5 separate regions of the Homo sapiens genome follow, and regions 1, 2, 4 and 5 are each linked to region 3. Evidence: chromatin loops called from intact Hi-C (ENCODE). Cell type or tissue: B cell. All regions are shown on one strand. Region 1 overlaps LOC107984788 (a long non-coding RNA gene). Region 2 has its middle 110 kb from the start of LINC00593. Region 3 has its middle 46 kb from the start of LINC00593. Region 4 overlaps LOC101929129 (a long non-coding RNA gene). Region 5 overlaps LOC101929129 (a long non-coding RNA gene).

Region 1 (5,000 bases), 130 kb before region 3:
TAATTGAGTGTGAGCTTCTCAGCAGCAACACTGAAAACTACAAGCAAAGAAGCAGTATCTTTAAAATTCTGAAGAAAAGTGACTTGTGAAATAGAATTTATGCCCAGCCAAATAGCAACCCACAAGAGCGCTAAAGAATTTTTTAAATGACAGTCCCCCCACATTTTCCTTGCATTCTCCTTGTCTCAGGATGCTGCTGGAGGGACTGTTCTGCTAAAATGAGGCGGTCAACCAAGAAAGAGGAAGACATAGAATCTGCAAAGCAGATGACCTGGTGGAGGAAAAACTGAAGGGATATTAGGATTGTGTGGAGAGATGCTAGGTTTGCAGCAGGGCCCAGGCACAGAGCACCATCTCTTCCTGTCAACAAGGCCCCACTGTACTGTCGCTGGTGCTGTGGATCCCCTGAAAGCAGACTGACTCTCATTCCAGCCCCATCTGTCTTCCCCAGCTACCTCACCCACTGCAGCTCCAAGGCCAGTCTCCTTGCACACCCTCCACAGGGCACATGGAGACTTCTGGAGTCCTCCATGCATCACAGGAATTGAGGAAGACTCTGGCATTCTGTCATCTGCTGTGTTGGTTTAAATGCCCCAGCCCAGTTGCCTCATCTTTTAAAAAGGATAATAATTAGCACCAATGTCACAAGGCCAATGTGAGAGTTTATATTTGCAAAGCACTTAGAATGACATCTGTCACATAGTAATGCAATATCGGTATTTGTTAAAATACATTATGTAATGATGTGAAGGTGAAATAGTAGTAGGCTAGAAATGTGTCACTTTAAACTTTAAAAGCTATGGCAAGTTCATCATCTCCCATTGGTCATGTATACCTAGACACTCCCAAATGGACCTTCCTAAAAGCACTTCAACTTGTGATGCCAGTGCAAGTCTGGCCACATTGATTCCTGCTGAACATAGGTTAGTGATTCCTCCTTGCTCTGTGGAAGAGGTCAGGGTTCTATTCTCAGGCCACTAGGATCTGCTCTGCTGTCCCCTCCAGAGTCACCTTGAACCAACCCTTCCTTCCCACTTGTCCTCCAGCTCTGGAAACTTTCTTCAGCATCCTTTCATAAACTGTGCTCCCTCTTGCTTCAAGACCTTCACCCAAGCTATTCCTTGTGTCTGCGTGGCTCCTCCTGCCACTATCTTCTCCTTCCTTTAGCCAGCTCCTGCTCACCCCTTGAATCTTGTCTGGGTTATCATTTTTTGCAAAGAAGTCTTCCCCAGACCCAAAAGAGATGATAAATCCCGTGATGCATTCTCATCCATGTTACGTTTAATTCTTACATTCAGCATGACCTGCAATTGTTTGGGTCATCCATCCATCCATCCATCCATCCAACAAATGCTTATTGAATGTCTATTGTATGCCAGGTACTTTTCTTGGCCTTAACCATATAGCAGTGAACCAAACAGACAGAACCCCCTTGCCCTGGTCTCTAGCAGTTATTTGATGTATATGTGTTACAAAGCAATCTCAAAACAGATATACCCAATTTGGGGCCCAGCTCTATCACTTCTGTTTCATAAACAATAGAATTTCTTTTCTCGTGTCCACTCTGTGCTGGGCTCCTGCAGTACAGACATAAAAGAGATAATTACCACACGTTTGTCTTTGAGAAAGTTACTTAATGCCTCTGATCCTAATTTCCTATATGAAAATTTTCTCTGCCACCTTTGAGGGGCCATGAGGATTAAATTACTGGACAGTTCTCTCTGTTCATGTAAAAGGGCTGTCGCATATGCAGTTGAACAGCAGAAGCCTCTTAAACAACCTGAGATCAACCATCAAAAACACAAGAGCAAGACTCCTAAGCAGTTCTTTGCTTACCACTATATTCCTAGTGTCTAACAGGTACCTGGAGGAAAGCAGTCTTTAATATATTATTTGTTAAGAAATAAGCCAATGAAATACTGCTACCTTCCCTAGAAAGATGATGGATTGAAGGCACAATCCTACTCCTATGAAACTCATGAAGATCTCCTCGAGCAATGGCAGGAAACAGAGCTGCTGACTAGCAGTTTCGCGGGAGGTTAAAAGAAGAGAAGCCCCACCCAGGCGGAAGGTCGCTGCGGTTTCTTTGGTGAATGATCCGTGCCCCAGCTCTCCCATTTAGACCCTAGTTAATCTGGCTACCCTTGTAACCAGGCCAGCCCTCTAGAATAACAGAGCCTGAAGTGAGGAGGTGGGAGGAACATTCATGAGTGGGTAACCCTGTGACTAATCCAGAGAAACAGTTTCAAGACTGGTGGTTCACCCCAGCCTTGTTTGTGTCTAATTTCCCCAGGGGCAAATCAGCCCCTTCATTTCACTCTGAGGTTTAGGGTTTCCCCTAGAGCTCTTGGTGAGACTCAGCCAGGATGTTTTGCATAAGTGTGGGAAGTCTTGGAGGTGGAAGTAGGAAATGGGGTGGAGAGTAAAGGTGAGACTGGATGGGGGGCACTCTGTCCATCCCCACTTCTGAAAAGCTTTGGCATAATTCAAATCAATTGTTTCTTCCCAGGCTATTTTGCAGAAGAATTAACACCAAAGGAGACAGAAGAATTGAGCCTTTTAAAACAAGTTTTTGTTTTTTTTTCCAGGAGAAAGGTGGGGAGAAAAATAAGAGCTGGAAAACACATGGCCCTAAACAGGTGAGAAGTAATAGGCCCTATCTTTTGTATCTGGGCCAGCCATAATTCTTGACAAATAGTGTGCATTTCACAAATGTTCATCAGTGAGTTGAAAGAACATGGGCTCTCAAAGCAGATCCACCTGGTTTGGGGCCTGGCTCTATCACTTCTGTTTCATAAACGGTGGCCTTTTTTTCCATGTGTCCACTCTGTGCTGGGCTCCTGCAGTACAGACACGAAGGAGGTAATTACTGCACATTTGTCTCTGAGAAAGTCACTCAAGGCCTCTGATCCTCATTTTTCCTATATGAAAATCTTCTCTGCCTCCCTTAAAGGGCCATGAGGATTACGCTGGACAGTGCTCTGTCCGTGACAAAGGGCTGTGGCATCTGCGTGCAGTTAAACAGCAGAAGCCCTCTTGAGCAACCTGCAATGGACCAGCTTGCTAGATTAATGTAGACTCTCCACACTACTCAGCTAGCACTGTGCCCATGCCTGGGATACACTAAACCCTTGAAGCTAGCAGCTCCAACTGAAGCTTCTCTCCAGTTTTCCTGGGCACATATGTTTCCATTGGTTGAGCTGTGTGTGCTTACTGAGGGCTATTTGTATTTCTTCTCAACCTGTACCTGTTACTCTGATTAAATAATGCAATCCATCATTTCATAATGCAATGAAATATGAGTGCAAAAACGTAGAGTTGTTTCTTTGCAAGCTAAAGTGAGTGCTTTGGAGAGAATCAATGCATGCTATAACGGAACAACCTCCTGGTGAATTCAGTGTAAGTGCGATAACTATAAAGGTTAGAGGAAAAAACAACAAAATAGAGTCTTTGGCATTCAGTTTTATATTCTCTTTCACTTTAAAGAAACAGAGACTACATATTGTTGGTGCTACCTCGTGGGCGTGATTTATCTGGGGAAGAATTCCAAACAGCCAACCCAGAGAATCCCCCATTTTCTATGACTGTCTTGGGAAAGTGGGTCTGACAAAGCTGAATCTCATCAGATTCAAGAGGGGGTGTTCGGTGGCTTTAATGCTTCTCCGTAAAGTGGATGGGAGAGTGTCAGGGCTAACTCAAGCCACAAAGGGTTCTGAGAACCTCAGAGCTGGGAAGGGCTTCATGTTCACTGGGCCCAGGCATCCCCTGGGGTGGGCACCTCCACCGCAGTCCCACTGCCAGGTGGCTGCCCAGGCTCCTGACTGATGCCCCAGTGACTCAACACCACTGAGACCTGGTTCGGTTTGAGTCGTATTCTGGTAAGCGTGCCTGACTCACTCTGCTCTCCCTTCTCTGTGCTCCTTGATGTACCCTCCTTTACCCCCAGGTGAAAAAGCTCCATTAACTTTGTCACAGCAGGTCCAGAAAGAAGCTAACACTGTAATATGAATTAGCTTAATATATTCTCAAGGTACCTATTTTCCCAGCAGGACAAGGCCTGCTTATCCTTTCAGATAATTCTTCATTCTTTCCTAGGGCCTTCCCATCTCTCCTAGCCCCAAGATCCAGGTCCTTCATCCAAAAGACCTACCCTAGGCCCCATTTCTGCACATTTCCGGCAAGATTCTGCCTGATCACTGCCTCAAGTTGATAGGACAAAATATTGTACCTGGGATCAATAAAAATTCTAATTCTAGCACTTTTTTTTTTTTTTTTTGAGACGGAGTTTTGCTCTTGTTGCCCAGGTTGGAGTGCGATGGCGTGATCTCGGCTCACTGCAACCTCCGCCTCCTGGGTTCAAGTGATTCTCCTGCCTCAGCCTCCCAAGTAGCTGGGATTATAGGCAGCTGCCAACATGCCTAGCTAATTTTTGTATTTTCAGTAGAGATGGGGTTTCACCATGTTGGTCAGGCTGGTCTCGAACTCCTGACCTCAGGTGATCTGCCTGCCTTGGCCTCCCAAAGTGCTGAGATTACAGACATGAGCCACTGTTCCCGGTCTAATTCTAGCACTTTCTAACTCTTAGACCTTGGCTTACATAATTAATGTTTCTAAAAGCTGTGATTTTTTTCATTTGCATAATGGAAATTGAAATAGCTCATTGTGATGGTTCTTCATTCAACATGTTTTTAAAGTCCCTACGAGGTGCTCAAGCACTCTGCTGCTGTGATACTGTGGGTACATGACTGGGAAAGCCAGAGGCCATCTGATACAGCCACAGGAATGAAGCTTTGCTGGTTGATAGATGGGATAATGCAGGGGTTGGCAAACTTTTTCTGTAAAGCGCCAGATAGTAAATATTTTAGGCTTTATTCTGCCATAGTAGTGCAAAAGCAGCCATAAACAATATATAAACAAATGGGTGTGGCTCTGTGCCAATAAAACTTCACAAAAAACAAGCAGCAGGCTTTGGCTTGTAGGAAGTAGTTTGCCTACTGCTG
Region 2 (5,000 bases), 150 kb before region 3:
CCTCCATTCACCTCTTCAGGAAGGAGTCAGAGACAGTGAAAATGAAACTCTGAAAAGTCCCCATGTTTTGCTTTGTGGATGGTAGAGCCAGGAAAAGAGAGGGTCTGAGAGGCGCTTGTCTTTGCATGCAGTAAAGAGGGGTATGGGAAGAATGGCCCCTTTGCTGCTGGCCTGGGGGAGCAGGTTTAGAGCCCAGGGACCTGGGGGAGGTGGCAGCTCTGGGGAAGAAGGGGCTGAGTCTAGGCTGAGTCCCTGGGGCTAGAGGCCAACCCTTAAGCAGCCAGCTGCCTAGAGCAGAGGGCAGGGGAGGGCCCGGAACTTCTGGGGTGGGCCTGCGGCGTTCCTTTGTTTCTCCATTCTCCTCAGATGGCACACAGCACCAGCTCGAGGAACCAGAGTCATTTGGTTGTTTTCCCCAAATGTGGAGGATTCTTTCCCCTTTCCCTTCTCACGTGTTGCCAGAAGCTGGGCTTCCTGGGGGTTCTCATAAACCCAGGCGGCTCTGCAGTCATTTTCATATAGAACGTTTTCCCTAAATAGCTGAGAAGGCCAGCTGTAGCTGCTGGGACAGAAAACAGCATTGGCTGCTGGGGGATGAACACAGATCCTGTTCTTGTGCTTGGCAGCCCACTTCCCTGGAGACACAGCAAGTCATGGGGCCTCTGGCCTCTGCGCCACCCACTTCAACTCCAGCCACTGTTACTTGCCAGTAGAGGTCTGAGGTAAATGACTTGATCTCGCCAAGTCTGTTTTCTCACCTGTGAAATGGGAATAATGACAGTACAAAGAAGGGTTGTGGTCCCCAGAATTTAATGAGACACCTGCGGAAAGCACTCAGTAGGGTGCCTGGGTGAGTTCTGTGATGTTAATGGTTTTAATTACTACTGACCCTGCATTGGCACACACTGCAGGGGCTCCGCCCTAGTTCCTTTATTTGCTGATTTTCCATGGATAATTATAATGCATCTGATATGCTAGCCACCCTGCCTCCTCAGTGGTTTTTGAACTCTCCCCACAAATTGCCACCTCTGCAATTTCACTTGGGCTCTTTTCTCCTCTAAAAATGCTTCTCATGAGTATTTGTATTCACACCTGACCAAGACCTCATCATTCCTCAGGGTGCAGCTAAGGTCCGTACTCCTTCACTACAGCTTTGCAGTGGACCCAGGAAGGAGCTCTTCCTCTCTTCCCCCAAAGCTCAGAATTTCTTTTTCCCTTCCCTTCCCTTCCCTTCCCTTTCCTTCCCTCCCCTCCCCTCCCCTCCCCTCCCCTCCCCTCCCCTCCCCTTTCCAGGGTTTGGCTCTGTTGCCAGGCTGGGGTGCAATGGCACAATCTTGGCTCACTGCAACCTTCACCTCCTGGGCTCAAGCCATCCTCCCACTTCAGCTTCCTGAGTTATCTGGGACTACAGGCGAGTGCCACCATGCTGGGCTAATTTTTGTATTTTTGGTGGAGACGGGGTTTCGCCATGTTGCCCAGGCTGGTCTCCAGCTCCTGGGCTCGAGCAATTCACTTGCCTCAGCCTCTCAAAGTGCTAGGATTACAGGCATGAGCCACTGTGCCCGTCTGAATTTCTTTTTGTTTAATTATTTTTTTTAATTGCAGGAGCTTTAGGAGTACAAGTAGTTTTTGGTTACATGGATGAATCACACAGTGGTGAAGTCTAGACTTTTAGTGTACTTGTTACCCGAATAGTGCGCATTGTACCCAATAGGTAATTTTTCATCTGTTACCCCTCTCCCACCCTCCCTGCTTCTGAGTCTTCAATGTCCATTAAACCACTCTGTGTGCCATTGCATACCCATAAGTGCTCGGAATTTCAATGAACCTCTGTTAGAGAAAGGCAGCATCATGCAGTGCACAACTGTGCAGCCTCTGGGTGCTAGATCAATGCACACCTCTAGCTGTATGACTTTGGTTTTTCTGTGCCTCAGTTTCCTTGTGTGTCAAAGGGAAATAATACAAATAGTGCTTTCTTCACAGAGTTGTTGTGAGCATGGAATGAAGTGATACCTGTAAAACACTGACAGTACTACCTGAGAAGGGCTCATTGAAGGTTGGCTATTTCCATGAAATAATCTTCAAAAACATGAATTTTAATGGCTGTATGAACTTCTATTGTGTGGGTAGATCATAATTTATTTAAACACCCCCTTATTGTTGAGCATTTCAGCTGTTTCCAATTTTTCACCATTATAAATAATGCTGTAGTGAACATCTTGTATATAAATCTTTCTGTTTATCTCTGATTGCTTTCTTAGAAGAACTTCCCAAATCTTGTTTGTCTAAGAACAAAGCTCTGTCCCCAGACTTTTAAACAATGCCCTTTGAAATAAAAGTAAAGGCTATTTTCCATCAGAGTAAGAAACATATGGAACATGTTAACCAAGAAGTGGTTCAAGAGGAAGGTCGAAATAGGTTCAAGATGGGTTTAGATCCATTTCAAGATGTCTGACATAGAATGAGTTATAAAGCTCCCCTCCAGCCCCCTTTCCTCCAGAGGAAAGGAAGGGTCTTGATCCTCAGGGACCACCGATTTCTCTCGTTGAGGCAGTTCCAGGGGGCTTTGAAGTTCTCAATGTCAGAGAAACAACAATGACAGATCAATAAAAGAAGGCAGTCTGCGGGCAATCCAAAATTCCTCCAGCCAGTAGGGGGCGATGTCGTCTGTTTCTCTTGGCTGCCTGGAACCTGGTAGTTTTTTTTGTTTGTTTGTTTTGTTTTGTTTTTTGCTAACAAGGACTCCCTTTATTGATGACCTAAAACTTTGGCTTACATTTTATGTATCTCTCCTGTCTGTTTTTCGTTCCTTCCTCCACTTCATACCTTCCAGCACTCACACATTCATTCAGGAGAAATCCAGTGTGTTCTTCCTCTGGGCCAGACATCAAGATGGTTTTTAGACTTCTATCTGGAGACACTTGCATTGAAGGCTCCACCTCACACACATCCAACATATTAAATATAATTTTTTTCTGTAGAATTATAGGAATTTTTTTTTTTTTCTGAGACGGAGTCTCGCTCTGTCACCCAGTCTGGAGTGCAGTGGCGCAATCTCGGCTCACTGCAAGCTCCACCTCCCGGGTTCACGCCATTCTCCTGCCTCAGCCTCCCCAGTAGCTGGGACTAGAGGCACCCGCCACCACACCCGGCTAATTTTTTGTATTTTTAGTAGAGATGGGGTTTCTCCGTGTTAGCCAGGATGGTCTCGATCTCCTGACCTCGTGATCCGCCCGCCTCGGCCTCCCAAAGTGCTGGGATTACAGGCGTGAGCCACCGCGCCCGGCCAGGAATTATTTTTTATAACTTCGCTTTGAAATTATTTGGCTACTCGTCATTCATTTGATGCTTGTTTCGGTTTGATCTCTCAGCGATTATGAGGGGTACTCAGGAATTCTTGCGAAGTAAGAAAATCTAACTTGCACATTGTTTTCAGATAGAGTGAAGTTTTTATAAATACTAAATGAAACCATTAGTGAGGTTGATGTAATACTTTGTTTTGTAGACATTCCATTAAAATTTTACTAATTTCCATTGCAAAGTTTTCCCTTGATGTTTTGGATCTCATAATTTTGTTTCTGGGTCTCATACTTTTTTGGAGATCTCTCAAAAGTTCTCAGACCCTCTAGCACCAAGCAGATAAGAGAGCCCTGCCACGCTGGGAGATGGAGGGATGAAAGACTCTGTGCGGACTGTACAGAGCTGCTGGGCCACAGAGCTTGTCAGTGGACAAACTCCTGTTACCAAAGAGTAAGAGTACTGTTACATGAAATGTGATCAGGATACAGTGAAGATATCATCTTCCCTGAGCGTCCTTATGGAGAGGAGGGGCTCAGTGGAGACTTGAAAGAACAGACATCACCGAAGCCAGAACATGAATGCTGAACAGGACTTTTCTGATTCGAGGAGGAAGGGCATTGCAGACGAGGAAATAGCACATGCAAAGGGGCTGGACGGGAAAAGAATATCTGAATAGACAAAGGTGACTCAGCTGGACCCGCAAACAATGATCTCTAGGCCCTTGTTTTTCCAGACGAGCAGCACTGGCATCACCTGGGAACTTGTCAGAAATGCAGACTCTGAGGCCCCCAGAATCAAAACCTTTATTTTAACAGGATCCCAGGTGACTGGAATGCACGTCAGGGTCCGAGAGGCAGGCTCTAGTTCTGACAGGATCAGAAATAGGTCTCCTGTAGCCAGAGCAGAACAGCAGTTGTCTAAGTTGTTTTCAAGCTTGGCCTGAGAATTCAGTCCCTGAGGGCTCAGACAGTTTCACCCATTGCTTGGAGGGTTGGGGCTTTTCCTGCTCAGGGACTCTTCCACCCGCTGGGCCTGCATCGTCCCTTCTGCTGGCCTTTGCTCCAGACAGCCTGTCTTGCCTGATGGCTCCTTCATCTGGCACACCACCGATTACCTAATAGACTGTAGGCTATGTGCTTACTTTATTCCTGTGAGTAATTGATCACATTAGGATGAGCAAGGGGCAGCATCAGGAAGAGAAGAGAGAAGAGACATCAATAACCAGGGGAAGGAAACCATGCTACAGTCAGCTAATTAGATGTCTCACTGAGGCAGCTTTTTAAACAGAATGGTCCATCTTGCTGTTGTCGGTTGACCATGCCCTCCCCTGCTTCTATGTGTGGCTGGGCTTTCCGATGAGTTAGGGGTGGTAAGTAGTAAGAGCTCCAGACCGAGTCAGAAAACTTGGTTGCCAGGCTAGGGGATCTTAAGCAAATTAGTTATCTCTGGGCCTCAGTTTCATCAACTGTAAATTGGGGAGGGCTGGATCAATGGGTTACAAACATGGCTGATATCAGAATCACCAGAAATACTTCTAAAAACATAGATTCCAAGGTCACATCTCCTAAATGCTGATACAGTCGGTACAGGGTGAGAATAGGAATCCTTGTGGCAAAAAGCATCTCAAGTAACTCTGACACAACTGCATGGGAAACTGGGAACCACTGGGTTGGAAAGATAACCTCTAAGCTCCTGCCCGG
Region 3 (5,000 bases):
GCTTGTCATTCGTGGGCACACACAGGGGTGAGAAGCGTTGGTCTATCCCACACTTGGGGAGCACCTGCCTGGGACACTGGCTTCTCTTTATCACACCCCTCCTTCCTCAGCCCCATCCGCAATGGTTTGCTGGTTTGCTGCCAGCCAGGAAAAGTCCATGTCTCAGGCCAGACTCTCAGAGGCCCAGAGATAATGGCTGAATATTGATGCCTCCCAAATGCATTTTAGCGAAAATGTCTTAAACATGTAAAAGCCTTTAACATCCCAGGGAATAAATTTCTAATAATGACATTTCAGGCCCTTTAACATGCCTTGGCAAAACAATATTTCTAGATAGGAGAAGATGCCTTCCTAACATTGCTTACATTCTGTCATGTAATAATAACTGGAATTTGTACAGCATCTTCCTTTCAAAACATGCATTTGTTACTTCTCATTTAATCCACCTGTCACCTGGGAGGTACGCCAGGCAGCTTTCAGGATCCCTATTTTACAGGTAGGAAACTGGAGCTCAGAGAGGTTAAGGGACCTGCTTGTGGCCACCTAACTGAAGAGAAGCAGAGGCAGGTATGGACCCCCAAATCACCTGCCCCCAATCCCTGTGCTCCTTCTGGGCAGACTCACAACTTCCAGGACAATCCTGCCGGAAGGTACTGTGTACTAAGGGAGGTCTTGTGGTGTTTGCAGTAGAATCCCATCTTAAAAACCCCAGGGCCAGGTGTCCAGTTTAGCCCAACAAACATTGTCCTCCCTCACTGGGCCCTAAACTGGGTGAATGAGACCCAGGCCCTGCCTTTGAGAGCTTGAATATTAGAGCTTCATTTTTTTTATTATTATACTTTAAGCTCTGGGGTACGTGTGCAGAATGTGCAGGTTTGTTACATAGGCCTACATGTGTCATGGTGGTTTGCTGCACCCATCAACCCATCATCTACATTAGGTATTTCTCTTAATGCTATCCCTCCCCTATCCCCTCACCCGCTGGTAGGCCCTGGTGTGTGATATTCCCTTCCCTGTGTCCATGTGCTCTCATTGTTCAACTCCTGGTTATGAGTGAGAACATAAGGTTTTGGTTTTCTGTTCTTGTGTTAGTTTGCTGAGAATGATGTTTTCCAGCTTCATCTATGTCCCTGCAAAGGACATGAACTCATCCTTTTTTATGGCTGCATAGTATTCCATGGTGTATATGTGCCATATTTTCTTTATCCAGTCTATCATTGATGGGCATTTGGGTTGGTTCCAAGTCTTTGCTATTGTGAACAGTGCCACAATAAACATACATGTGCATGTATTTTTATAGTAGAATGATTCATAATCCTTTGGGTATATACCCAGTAATGGGATTGCTGGGTCTAATGGCATTTCTAGTTCTAGATCCTTGAGGAATCACCACACTGTCTTCCACAATGGTTGAACTAATTTACACTCCCATCAACAGTTGATGGAGCAGAGATGTGTTCTTACATCACAGCCTCCCCAAATAATATATGAATGCTTTTTTCCTCTAAGAAAGCAGCTATTTCTCTCCTTTTCAAGATGAAGTAAAAATAGCTCAGCTCCCAGATCCCACCCCCACACCCCCAGCCAACAGCTGTCCCCCAAGATGCCTCTGGCTGGGCTTTGCTTGAATCTGACATAGGCCCCTTGGGCAACGCATTAGCACCTTTTACGTCTCACCTTGGCCTAAGAGTTTTTGGTACAAAGCCAAACTTCAACAAAACTTGAAACCATTTTTTCTTTCTTTCTTTCTTTTTTTTTTTTTTTCCAGCAACACATTTAAATAAGCTTTTCTCAAATTGGATTTAAGGCAGTTTCACTTCCCTCTGCTCTTCTTCAAATCAAAACTTACCTTTCCTGTGTCCCATTTCTTCAGAGTCTTTCAGATGATTTAAAGCTCATCTGTTAAACCACTTTGCATTTAGAAGGATTTCACTAATATTAGAATAATATTTTACTCCTCCCTGAGAAAAATATGCCTTTCTAAACTCATCATTGCCTTAATCCAGCATTCCACAAAGTGTGTGTCTGCAAAGCACTAGGTCTGAAAAGGGCTTTGTGAAAATATTTTTCCGGTCAATGTGGTTGGAAGATCCTGCATACTAAGTCCCCACCTTGGGTCATTAGCATAGTAAGGGCTCTGAGAAGTCCTGCGGGGTATAAAATGCTTTACGTTTGTTTAAATCAGCATTGCCCAAACTTTTTGGGGACAGACCCTCTTAACGCTTTTGCACATCTTGAATCCAGGTGCCACCTAACACACCTTTGGGAAATTTTGTCAACATCCAATGGCTGACTCCCTTTGAGGATTTCAGGTCTGCAAATGGGTGAGGCAGGACTTCCTCTGTCCCTCCAGTCAAATCACCCTGCACCCTGCGTGCTATTCCCCTGGGCCTCTCCTCATAGTCTGTTGCAAAAGCAGCAGAAGGTGTCCAGGCTGTTTTCTGCCTTTGCCTGGCTGTATGACCATACTGCAGTGACTCAGCCTCTCAGAGACTCACCTGTGAAGTGGGAGGGTCCTGCTCCTTCTATCTCACGGGCAACAGGGAGGCTCCGGAAACAGCCTATGTTTCTAGAGCACCTCAGTATTCGTCATCCTAGATTCTACAGGGACCTAAGACCATTGGTTTCTTAAGCAGTGGACAGTAGGGAGCAAGTCCAGCCTTGCTTCAGAGTGGCTACTCCAGCTCACCAAACTCAGGATGACATTTATGTCCTCTCACATTCCTACCAGAGGCCAATCTTGGAGCTATAGCACTACTCGGAATCCCACATTTTGGCAATGATGCCCAAGATCGTGCCTGGTACTTATTGTGGAAGGGGGATGGGGCCAGGTCGTGGGAGAGGGAGGTGGTGCACCCCTCTCTGCCATCACTTCACCAGCGTGCAGTCATCACAGCCTGTCCTTGGCTTCATCCTTCCCCCGAGCCACACCTGTTAGCAATCTGCACTGGCGTGTGCAGTGCCTGTGCACGACAGCCTGGCTGTAGAAATCCCGGGGGAGTTATTTTTGTCGCTTACATACATACCTTGTGTGCAGTCAGACGGGGGTGGTGTTTATGTCTCAGCTCCCTTTTGCAAAAAGAAAAAAAATTACAGTGGAGCTAGAAATGTGTACATTTTGAACAGCCGCCCTCATGCACTGTGTATATAACTCTGCTGCATGAAATTTAAACATAAACTCGAGTTTTCTGAGATTGGATGGAGGAAAATTTGGCCATTGGCATCACGATTATTTTTCTGCACCAACTGCCAAAATCAGGCATTAAAATACAACACTTCCACCCCCAGAAAAAAAAAAAAAGAAAAAAAAACCACATTCACATCTATACAACCTAATTTTCTCTGGGGACAAGGTAGCTGTTGTTGATATGACATGTTTTTGTAGCACAAATGTTGGCTCTTCAGCCCATTTTGCTCTTTTATATACACTCAAATGTGAAACATCTGAGAGAACACACACCATCAGTTCAGAGCATTCTCCCCTAGCCTTGCTGTGAGCTGAGAATCTGTACCAGACTCCAAGACAAACTCTCCAGGAGCTGAGACTGTAAGGTTTGATTAACTGGCACAGAGGGAAAAGGGTGTCAGGCTGCTTTCAGGGTCTAAGGGTGGGTGATCTTGGCATTATTATAGAAGATGGTGGTACAAGTGGGGTGGAGAAAGGGGAGGTAAAGGGGATGTGTCCCTACTATGGCCACTGGAGAAATAAACAAAGCTAAGGCAAAGTCCATTGGGATTCAGAATGATCTTATGTGTGTGCTAAAAAGGGAGATGATGATGGAGACACATGCAGGCTTTGGACACAGATGGACCCGAGTTTGAATTCTGACCTAGGAAAGCTTCTTCCTGAAGAGGCTGCCCACTCCCTGAGCAGTGCAGGCTACTTCCTCCCGGGTGCCTGTTGGAGGTGCTGCACCAGCAGCCCAGACTTGAGTGTGAGTGGTCCCCTATGGTGGTCTTCATGGTTTGTTCCTTGTATGGTCAGCAGCCATTTTGGATTCTTCCTGCCTTCCTAAAAGGCAGCAAAGGCCCTTCCCTCACCAGCAGCCCCGATTTCCACCTCTGATACTCACATCACAATCAGGTCTTCAATGGGAGGGTAAAAAAGTTGAAGACTGTGATTCTCTTAGCTCGCCAACTTTTATAATACATATTTCTAAAGTTTGGAAACTCTCTTAATTCTTTATTTTTTTACTGCTATAACAAAATATCTGAGACTGAGTAATGTATAAGAAACAGAAATTTATTTTCTTACAGTTCCAAAGGCTGAAAGTCCAGGATCAAGCCCTGGCATGTTCAGTTGTCTGATGAGGGCCGCTCTCTGCTTCCAAGATGATGCCTTGTTGCTGTGTCCTCCAAAGGGGACAAATGCTGTGTCCTCACCTCTTCTTGTATGACAGAAGGGAAGAACTCCCTCAGTCAAACCCTTCTATAAGAGCACTAATCCTATTCACAAGGGCCCCACCCTCATGACTTATTCACCTCCATCGCCAGTGTTTTTGTATATTTCCTTTGAGGACTTGGAGAATTTTTTTGTTTTGTTTTGTTTCAGAAATATCCTTCTGCAAGGACAGCAGGGGCTATGCTAGGAGTGATGCAAATGCACCAAAGGGAGAAGCAGAGGAAAAGCCTGGACAAGGATCCAACAGACTTGGAACAGAGAGGAAGGGAGAGCTGAGTCCAGGCTACCTCCTTCCAGTCATCCAATTGCTGGAGGAAGAGAGGTCAAGAGGGAAAGACAGAAAGCTTCTTAGAGTGTCAAAGCAAGAGTCAAGGTTGCAGGTTGTGGAAAAAACGGGTTGGTGGGGTCTTGGGAGGGATTGGGAGGGTGGGGGAGGTAGATGTGAAACAGGGCTCTCAGGAGGTGACGTTCCCTGCCCTGGGTAGGCCTGAACCAGGCAGATGGCTTGGAGTGCGGGACCCTGCTAACCAACAGTCTGAAAACAAATGGCACAGGAAGCCCGCTGCCGGTGAGCCCAGTACCTACTCACCCTGTCCTC
Region 4 (5,000 bases), 130 kb after region 3:
CTAATATGTTGCCCAGGCTGATCTCGAATTCCTAGGCTCAAGTGACTCTCTCCTACCTCAACCTCCCAAAATGCTGGGATTACAGGCTTGAGTCACCTTTCCCAGACTAACTGTAATTCAAATTGCCCTCAACAGTGTGTTTCTTAAAGAAAACAATTTTTTTTTCTGTGTGTTTTAAAATGGACCGAATCATTTTACAGGTCACTCAATGATGGACTGCCATCTTCCAGGGTTGCCTTTCTTTGTGAACCTCCCGTTGCCTTTATTCCAAACCTCAAGGCTCACATGCCCCATATCCAGCCAGCCCCCAAATCCTGTTGATTTTCCTTAAATGGCCCTCTTTCCCAGGCCTTGCTCATGGCTTCTGTTCAGCATTTTTGTTACTCCTGAACTGTGACAGTTCCCTCTAGATCCTCCCCTTCCCAGTCAATCCCATGTCATAAATCTCCCCTTTCTAGGGATCCATCATGGGCCGCCCCTGTGCTGCCCCACCCTGTTCCTAGCCCTGTCAGGCTATCTTTCCGACACAACCTTATTCTGGGCAGCTTTTCTTGCTTGCCCAGCTCATTTGAAAACTCTTGAAGGAGACATCACATTTTAGGTGCCGCATGGATTTTCCAGTACATTCACATCTAACATAGAGTGAGCACAAAAAGAGGCCTGCAACACACACTTCCCAGTGACCAGTGGAGTGGTTAGAGCCATGCTTTCAAATCCAGTTGAGCTGGCCCTGTTTGTAGTTTGAGAAATATTCTGGGGCCCGATTTGCCAGTCTGAGTAACTAGGTGTGGCACCAAGTGTCGGCAGCTAATTGCTTTTAACCATTATTAATAGGTCTGCACTAATTATCTCTTGCACATAGGCAAGATTTTACAGATGAGAGAGGGAGGGAGAGGAGGAGTAAAGGGATGTGCCCAAGGCTACGAGGTGAGTGGATTGTCAGCATGGGGGCTAGAACCCAGGGATTTGCAGTCCTAGGTCAGGGGGTGCCTCCAGGTAGGGGTGGGGTGGAGAGGGGTGGTTTTGGGGGCTGCAGGGCTGGGACCGGGGAGAACAGCTCTGCGCAGGTTGGTGAAGCTACCGTCTTGCCTTCCCCCTCCCCCCACTCCCAGAATGCAATCTACCGAAACCTCTTATTAAAAGTATCCTGGGGGTGATAAAAGTGTCACTAGAGATTTGCTCATTTTCTAAACTGTCATTAAAAAGAAATTTATGGTCAGGGGAAATATAGGCAGTGGAGGGTGGAGTGTGGGCAGGGAGAGAGGGAGGATGATTTCAAATCAGTCCCTTAATAAATTAAAGATGCTCACTTGCAAGAGGGGCTTGGAAAAGGAAATTGCTAGAAACTCATGGCTTTCTCCATTCCAGCTGGCCGGTGTCCTCCTCCTGCACTCTTCCTCTCAACTACACTCCCATTCACACCCACCCCTCCCCTCCTGACAAATCCACAGGGCAAATGCTTCCTCCCTGCGGGCCCACCCCATCCCGTCCTCCTCCAGGAAGGCCTCCAGTTCCCCTCCCTGAGGCTTCCACAGCCCCACTGTCTGAATATTAGATAGACTATGTCTCACCCCCACTATACTGTAAGATCTTTGAAGGTAGGAGTCTTGCCTCGAACTATTGCATGAATCTTAATCAAGGGAGGTGGAGGTGATCTCATTCCCTTAAATTATTAGGAAATGTTAACCGAGAAAAGGGAATGAAGAACCCAAGGAGTTCAGACCTCATTTCACACACGAGGAGCCTGAAGCTCGGAGGGGAAATGGAACTCACCTCAGGTCACAGGGGAGCTGTGAGAACCCGCCTCTCCTGGGGTCCAGCAGTGTGCCCAAGAGCTTACACTCAGAGTCCAACTGTGCCCTCCCCACTCACTGGCTTGGGGAACCTTGAGAAAGTCACCAAGCCTCCTGTGCCTTGGGCACCAGAGTTGTTGTGGGTATCAGCTGTGACGCTGTTCGTGCTTTGCTCAGTGATATTTTTATTTTGCATCACTTTGTCATTGGCATCATGATGGCAGGAAGGAAGGCAGGGAAGCTCGAAGCTGTCAGGGCTTCAGTCTTTTGCCTGGACCCTCTTCACCTGCTCAGCAATTGTCCAAGCATCCACTAAGTGCCAAGTCCTGGGCTAGGCTTGGGAGATACAGAGACCAGCAGGCATGGCCCCAGCCCTAGACACACTTCAGTCTGGTGGGGAAACTACTGCTGCGAATGTGGGGGTCCCCGATGGCCTGGCTCTCACTCCTTCTGGGTGGGTTGTGGGTTCACATTTCTCCCCCCACTGGACTTTGAGTAGCCCTGCCTCTGGCTTTGGCCAAGCAGGACCAGCCCAGAAGGAGGCCTCTGGGGAAAGGAAGAGGGTGTGCCTGGCAGGGGTGGGAACAAGGGTGTGGGGAGCTCAGCAGGTGCTGACCACTGAGAAAGGGAAGTGAGAGAGCAGGTTCAGGCCAGGTTGCAGGCTGGGCCCGTGGGGATGAGGCTCTTAGGTCTGAGCCAGGCCAGCAAGGTGGAATAACCCCGCCTCCGCCTAATGCAGATGCTCAACTCTTGCCCTGAGTGAGGTTCAGGAAGAGAGGCTGGAGGCAGGGGGCAGTCCATAACAAAAGGCTGAGAGCTGAGCCTGCCTCAGACCTGCTCTGCTAGCTCCACAAGCTTCCTGCCTGGGCCTCCTTCCCCGGTCGGCTGGGCACGACGCTGTCCTCTGCTTCCTACCCTCCGAACTGAGGATCAGCTGAAGGCAGTCAAGGAATGAGCACTCTCTGAATGAAAAGAGCACATTTCAGAACCTCATGGAAGCCTTTTAGTGCACATGCCATGAGGCCTGGGTGGGGAGGGGAGGGAAGAGGAAAGGGAAGAGGATTTGACATCGAGATGGAAAGAGGGAACACAGAACTTCTGTGCACGGCATTTAGAACACAAACACTGCATCACTGAACCATGAGGCTGCAATGCAGACAAAAGAAGCCTGGAGAAATCCCAGTGGGTTTCTTGGAGGAGGGGAAGGCTGGTTTGGGCTTCACAAGTTTGGTGCACACAGGGAGAGGGGAGAAAGTAAGGCACAGGCCACAGCGGGAGGGCTTGGGACCATGGGGGCCCTGCAGGTCTGGCCAGGCCATGAGCAGAGTAGGGGGTGGGAGGCTTCCAGTCTCTAAGGGGCCTGAGGACCCAGGTCCCCGCAGCCCTCCTGACCCCCAGGGGGCCCCTCCAGCCTGTTTGGTGGGTTGTTTGCCAGCCTCTGCCTGGGAGCCTCGGCCTTCCATCTAGACATCAGGCCAGCCTCCACGTGGAGGCAAAGGACGGCAGATCAAGGATGGGCTGACGGGCAGGGGGTGTGATCAGTGGAAAGTTCTGCCTGCACAACAGCACACTGATGCCTCCGGGGCCAGCCTTGTCCTGCGCTCAGGATTTCTCCCAGCCTGGCTTGGCCTCTGCTTTACTCCGACACTATTTTTATGCCTCGATACCTCACTTTGCATCTGTGGCTCTCTGTTTTGCTTTCTCTCTCTCTCTCTCTCTCTCTCTCTCTCTCTCTGTCTCTCTTCTCTGCCTCGTTCTGAACATCTCTGTCTGGCTCGCTGTGTCTTGCTTTCCCTGTGTGTCTCTCTCCATCTCTGTCCCTCTCTCTCTCTCTCCCTCTCAGGACTCCCTGACCCGTTCTGTGTGACTCTGTCCATCTGTGACCTGCCCTCTGTTACCACAGCACTAGCTGACAGATGCTGAGAGTCTAGGCTGGAGAAGTTTTTCGGGTTCCAGGCAGGCGTCCTGGAGACTTCAGCCTGCAGGGAGTGCGGCTCCTTTTGCTTTAATCTGGGGGGAATCTGACATTGGTTTCTTTGACCTCCTCTGCCTTTGATCTTTATCTTTGAAACCCTGTGTTGTTAGAATGCGATTGACTTCAGATGTTCTCATCCTCCCCAGAAAGCTGAGGGAACGCAGGGCAGGGGTCTGGCTGGGTGATCCCCCAACATCACATGGGCAAAGATCCTTCAAGGGCTCTGGGCTTCAGGCTGGACACCTCCAGCAGGCTGAGAGGCTGTTTGTGAAGCCTGCAAGCTCTCATACAGTGGAGGGCCATGTGGTACATGGGAACACCCGGGGCTTCAGGAAACAGACCTTCCTGGGTTCTAACCCCAGCCCTGCCATTGCTGCCTGAGTGACTCGGGACAGGTCGTAACTCTGAGTTTCTGTTTTCTCTTCTGGGGTTTCCATTTTCTCACCTCATGGGGGTAAAACTGAGCATGAGAACTTGATGCACTGATACGTGAAAGTGCCTCATGGATTACTTAGTATGTAGCTAGTGCTCAAAAATGTTCCATTTCCTCTGCCTTCCTCTTCCCTCTCTCCAAGACTTCATTCAAGTCCAGGCTTCGCTGGAGCAATAGAACATCCCTATAATAATTACAGGGCCTTGCTCATCATCCCTGCTTTGCAGGGCACAGAGACATTGATAGATACACCACTCTCACCCCACACCTTGTGCATGACCAGCATGTGGCTATTTTTACAGCATCTCCAGGGCTTATCAGCCCTCCAGCTCTCCACCCGCATTCATTCACTGAGGCGTCAGGTCATAGCAGGACCCAGAGAGTGTAAATGACAAGCACAAAACCAACAATAACAATAAAGTAACCGACTTATACAGCGCTCTTGTGCCTGCAAAGTCTTCCTTCAGACAGACTTTGTTGCTTTTCATGAGACTCCCCAAGAGGTTACAGATAAGAGGCCAGACCCACCAACAGTGACCTAGCAAGTCAGGGACAGAGCTAGGACTCAACCCCTGGTCTTCTGACTCTCAGACTAGCCTACCGTGTGTCACCAGCAGGCTTCAAGCACAGCTTTTAGAGACTGCAACTCAGCTGGTGTGTGCTGGGGCCTGTGAATCTGCATTTTAGTAAGCTCTCAAGAATTCTCATGCAGGTGGTCTCCTCCAATCTGAGAAACATCCCTCCCCAACACGTGGATGAAAGAAAGTGATTCTTGCTCAGTTCTCTCCCTAAAGTGGCA
Region 5 (5,000 bases), 99 kb after region 3:
CCCAGGTCCCCAACTCCTCAGAAAAGAGAATATTTTAGAGAGCATCTCCTAGGAGCCAGAACCTTACATAAATTCTCCTTTAACACTCACAACATCCCTTTTTGACAGTGTTTGTTGTCTCTGTTTTATGGAGAAAGGAGCTGAGGTTGGGGAGATTAAGTATCTTGGTCAAAGTCACAGAGATGGCAAGTTGCATGGCAAGATTTCAAACTCAAGCATTTGGACCTCAAAGTCAGAGCTCTTTCCACTATACCTCATCATGTCAGAGCTGCAGAGCATCTAGACTTGGGTATGGGGCACAGAGCTTTGATTCTAGCTCTGCCCCCACTTCTGTAGCACCTCGAGACACTCCCTTGTTCTCTCTAAGCTTCTGTTGTCTCATATGCAATAGGAACATTACATGCACCTAATCCAGGCTCAATCAAGGTGAATGCAAACATGTTGCTCCCCGAGCTGTAGAGAGGAAAGACAACTGGTATTTTGGGAGGGTGATTTTGACAGCATCTTTCAAAATTTTGGATGTGTGTGTTCTTTTATCTGGCAGTTCTACTTCCAGGAATTCATGTTAAAGAAACATATTCACATGTGAGTAAGAATGCATGTAAAAAGATGTTTATTTCAGCATTGTTTATAATAGCAAAAAAAATGGAAATAATATAAAGGCCCAAAGAAATTATGCATATCCATGATACAAAATGCTATTTATCATTGAAAAGGATCTACTGATGCAAAAATGTCCAAGATATATTACTTCAAAATAATAAAGTAGATTTATATATGATGGCACAGGAAGATCACAGGAAAGTATTTTAAGTGAAAAAAATAAATTTTAAGATGATCAATAAACCTACATATGCTTATTTATGTTTATACGTAGAGAAAAAATCATTTGGAAGGAAACACATCAAACTATTCACAATGGCTTCCTCTAGCAGCAATAAGAAGATGATGACTTCATTTTTTGTTTGTTTATATTTACTTTCTACATTTCTATATTGTTGAAAATGTTCACAAGTATGTATTCCATTTGTAATGCAAAGAAAGAGCAGAATTCTAGTGCTGTAAGAAACTTTGAAGATCACCACGGCCCAGAGAGAGAAGCCAATTTCTCGCTGTCATGCGGCCGGCCATTGGCTATCAGGCTGAAACCCTCTTGATGCCCAGTCCAGGCCGGCTTCAGCATCAGGGCAAGCTCTTTGGAAATCACAGAAGCCACAGAAGGCTGAGGAATTGATGATCTAACACAAAGGAAACTGCACCAGTCAGAGAGCAGAGATCAGCATGTGGGCCTGGCTCGGCCACCTACCTGCTGGGCTGGGCTTGAAGCAGGGGAGAGGCCTTTTCCAGCCCTTGTAGTACCCAAAGGAATGCCACCCTGAGGTCTCAGGTCAGGCCTCTGCTTAGCACGTGACCATCATGCTCCCCAGCAAGTCCCCCTCATTCCCCTCTGGCCCTGCCTTTACTATCCTCCCTGAGTGCCATGGACACAGCAGATGCACAATACAGGCAGCCTTGAATTCTACCAGGGAGGCTAGGAATGGCTGGGTGGCCTGTGGTCATGACCTGCCAGCAACTGGGTTGGAAGAGAGGACTTCTGAGCCCTGCAACTGACGCCATAGGGGCATGACTTTGCATTATCTGGAGCCAGTTTTTCCCTCCAGAAAATGGGCATAAGGGTGACCCATTCAAGCCATCATAAATAATGTACCACTTATAAAGCCAACCTCTCTAACTGTCCTGGGCTCATGTGACATTTTATCAAGAGCCCATCATGTCCTCAGTGTGTGTGGGTCCCAGAGGGGCAATCTCACTCCCCTCCCCTTCCAGTCACCCCTTACTGTCTCCTCCTAGAGCTGTGACCACCTGGGAAAACAGGACATGAATGCATGAAGCCACGGTGAGTCAGCAGATGGCGTGTCGTTCTGTCTGAGCATGGCAGGAGGTCAGAGAAGGGAAAGCCCCGAAGATGCCATTATGCAGAGCCCTGGCCTCCACCTCCCAGCAAGAGCTGGACCCAGCCTGCAAGCATGGCCAGCATGATTTCTGACGAAGCTCCCAACAGATGTGGCTTTCCAGATTCAGGTCTTTGCATTAGGGAAGAGGTGGGGAGGTATGTGAAGCAGTAAACAGAGATGCCGAAAGTTCTAAGTGCATAAAGTAAATATAAAGTAAATGTATATTTGGGAGAAAAGGTGAAATAGCTCTCTGAGTTTTCCTCTGATATGAAGCCTTTGCTTGAATCTTTAGACATGGTCTTTGTGTTTCACGTCCCGTGTTCTCAGAAGGACTTGGTGCTGTGTTTCTGTTGACATTCTTGCCCTGCCCCCACGATAGGGAGCTGGACAACCCATGTGACCTTGTTACACCAAGTAGGGTCTGTGGACCAGCAGCATCGGCATCTCCTGGGACCTTGTCAGAAACAGAGAATCTCAGACCCCACCCAGACCTACTGAATTTGAATTTGCATTTTTGCAAGGTCTCCAGGTGTTTCCGGCGCACAGTCATACTTGAGAAGCCGCCTGGCTCCAGGACGCAGGTTTCCCCTGGGGGTGTGCACTCATGCAATGGCAGGCATGTACCCTGACTTTAGGTGGTACAAGAGTGAACATTTACTATTTTCATGGGTTTTAACTTCAATGTCCCTTTATAGCAAATGGTGCATCATGTACAGAAATGGTAAGTTGACATAAATGGTGTATTTTAAAAGTGAGTCAATTCAAAGAAAACATTCCCTGACTAATAGTCTGGGGTGCTGAGAAATGACACCTTCAAAGGTGGGACAAGAATGGCTATTTCCAGAAGTGATGATCCAGTTTAGGCCCCTCAAGGAGGTAGGAATGAAGGGGCTGCTGCAGAGAGATGGGGGCTTGTCCAAGGCCAACAGTGGGAGTGTGGTGACGGAAGCGGACTGGAACTCAGCCCTGTCCAGGTCAGCAGCGCCCCTTCCTCCCTCTGCCCTGGTTGCACAGCTCGGCCTGAGGCTGGCTCTGCAGCCAGGGTGACGTCAGGAACTGGGACATCTGCAGGTGATACCATGCATATGCACAGAGTGCATGGCTGTTACTACAAACAAAGAGAATGTGTAGTCAGTGGAGCCCAAGGCTGAGCCATTTGGAGATGAACTGTCTCCCCTCCACCCAGGAACAACAGGGCACCCAACTCTTCATTCATGAATAAACATTGTAAGCTGCTCTGTGCAGGCTGAGAAGCCTAATGTTTTCTAGGTTTTCTAGATATGTTGGTGAGGTTTTGCAAACAGGAAATCTGAAGTTAGAAAGGAATTGGTCATTTACCTTCCCAGCCATCTCATGGACTTTGCTCAAATCTCTCAGATGGAGTCATTCACACACACACATACACACACACAAGCAACTTCACGATATGTTTAGGTTTTCTCTAAAGTTTTCTCAGCTGTGTTTGTACTCCCTGAGGTTTAGGGCTGTCGGTATCTGTTTTTTCACTTCTTCTACAGCACAGAATTGAGTAGTAAATTCTCTAGTCTCCTGTCCCCTTCCCATTGTCTTTTGCCTAGCTCCTTATCCTGGCATTCAAGGCTGCCATCGCTATGGCCTCAGTCTAACTTTCCAGGCTGTTTCCCATTGGTATCCTCTGCACACGATGTTCCAACCAAAATATGCCATGAGCCACATATATGAAGTTCAAGACCAGCCTGGGCAACAGGGCGAGACCCAGTCTCTATTAAAAAATAAAAATAAAAAAAGAGTAAACCACATGTGGTCAAACCATGCCCATGCTCTGCAACCTTCACACCTACTAGCTTTCCACAAAAGCTGTGCCTTTGCCTAGAATTTCCCTCCACCCTTGAAATTCTTCTCCCTTAGGGCCCAGCTTAAATGCCCTCTCCTCCAGGAAGCCTCTGAATTGTCCCCAAGCCCTTGAAACTCCCATAGTCCTCTATTGCTACCTCATTGTGACATTTAGAACAGGTCTTGAGTTTCAGCCTCCACAGCTGTAGGGGAGTGTTCCCTTTTCTCTGTGTTCCAGGCTGCCCAGCCCAGGCCTGGCTCATAGAAATCCCACCAGGTAAAATACTTTGGCCCTAGGTAAGTCCTGGGTTTGATTCCCAGCTTTGTTGGGACTACTAGTCAGGGTTGATGCTGGGTAAATTACCTAACCTATCTACTCAGCTATAAAATAGAAATATGAATCATGCCTTCATGGAGAAGGCATGATAGTAAAATGAGGCAGCGGGTACAATGTGCTTAACATTCTGCTTGGCACCTATTAAGTGTTTAATATATCATAGCTCTTATTCGTGTTATTGATAATAATAAAAGCAAACATTAAATGGATTGAAAGATAAAGTCATAAAATCTAGAACTGGATGGCCTCTGCAGGTGTCTGGGCCACTGGCCCATCCTGCCCACCTGCCCACAGGCCCCTTTGCCCTGCTGTGCCTCCCTCACATTCTGGCCCCAAAATGGTTGCTCCTGGCTGCTCCCTGAACCCAGGCCTGCCAGAAACCCTCTCCTTTTCCTTTACCCTGTGTCTCCAGTAAAGATCACAGGCATTTTAGGGGTCTGCAGTCTTCTTTGGGTTAAGAAGCAATGATCTGGTGCTAGCTCTCATTTTATGGGGAAGGAACCTGGCCTGGAGGGAAGGAGGTGTTTGCAAGGGAGGAGGTGCTCTCCAGGGAGGAGGTGCTCCCCAGGGAGGAGGTGATCACCAGGGAGAGGGTGCTCACCAGGGAGGGGGTGCTCACCATGGAGGAGGTGCTCCCCAGGGAGGAGGTGCTAACCAGGGAGGGGTTGCTCACCAGGGAGGGGGTGCTCACCAGGGAGGAGGTGCTCCCCAGGGAGGAGGTGCTTGCCAGGGAGGAGTCCTCGCTACCCCAGAGCCACGGCACTCAGACCAGCAGGGCTCTGCATTTTCCAGAGTGGCATTTCCCCCCTCTAGGTCTGGCACAGATGTGGCTGCTGAGAGCCTGCCTCACTTATTCCTGTTTTCAAAGAACAATGACCCTTTCCTCATCCATATCT

What was found. A loop is a pair of places that touch in the nucleus more often than their neighbours do. Peaks named below come from ENCODE experiments on the same cell type or tissue, not always from the same donor. Only the 100,000 strongest peaks of a DNase experiment are listed, where the experiment ranks them.
Region 1: it touches region 3 in a loop (11-fold over the local background); 3 of 110 quality-filtered maps call a loop at or near these places.
Region 2: it touches region 3 in a loop (4-fold over the local background); 2 of 110 quality-filtered maps call a loop at or near these places.
Region 4: a loop joins it to region 3, with 6 times the contacts of the local background. A loop is called at or near these places in 2 of 110 quality-filtered maps.
Region 5: it touches region 3 in a loop (13-fold over the local background); 2 of 110 quality-filtered maps call a loop at or near these places.

The regions. Positions count from the first base shown.
Region 1 is chr15:69,753,568-69,758,567 of GRCh38, forward strand. LOC107984788 (a long non-coding RNA gene) reads left to right here. Exons shown (of 3, transcript XR_001751592.3): 2 at 2,589-2,639. Among named protein-coding and RNA genes, the nearest start is that of LINC00593, 79 kb to the right of the region's middle. In B cell, no CTCF peak of the experiment used is centred here; a DNase peak (open chromatin) is centred at 2,204; H3K4me3 peaks cover 1,443 bases; H3K27ac peaks cover 1,225 bases.
Region 2 is chr15:69,726,696-69,731,695 of GRCh38, forward strand. No RefSeq gene overlaps it. Among named protein-coding and RNA genes, the nearest start is that of LINC00593, 110 kb to the right of the region's middle. In B cell, CTCF peaks have their summits at 2,642 (motif pointing right) and 2,844; a DNase peak (open chromatin) is centred at 2,666.
Region 3 is chr15:69,879,005-69,884,004 of GRCh38, forward strand. No RefSeq gene overlaps it. Among named protein-coding and RNA genes, the nearest start is that of LINC00593, 46 kb to the left of the region's middle. RefSeq lists an enhancer at 2,343-2,632. In B cell, no CTCF peak of the experiment used is centred here; DNase peaks (open chromatin) are centred at 1,757, 2,327 and 2,997; H3K4me3 peaks cover 667 bases; H3K27me3 peaks cover 842 bases.
Region 4 is chr15:70,012,643-70,017,642 of GRCh38, forward strand. All of the region lies in intron 2 of LOC101929129 (a long non-coding RNA gene), which reads right to left. Among named protein-coding and RNA genes, the nearest start is that of MIR629, 64 kb to the right of the region's middle. RefSeq lists enhancers at 2,260-2,763, 4,170-4,219. In B cell, no CTCF peak of the experiment used is centred here; DNase peaks (open chromatin) are centred at 1,919, 2,509, 3,579 and 4,149; H3K4me3 peaks cover 593 bases; H3K27ac peaks cover 4,074 bases.
Region 5 is chr15:69,977,525-69,982,524 of GRCh38, forward strand. All of the region lies in intron 2 of LOC101929129 (a long non-coding RNA gene), which reads right to left. Among named protein-coding and RNA genes, the nearest start is that of MIR629, 99 kb to the right of the region's middle. RefSeq lists enhancers at 1,841-1,900, 2,731-2,790. In B cell, CTCF peaks have their summits at 2,855 and 3,059; DNase peaks (open chromatin) are centred at 1,967, 2,457 and 2,947; H3K4me3 peaks cover 1,389 bases; H3K27ac peaks cover 2,033 bases.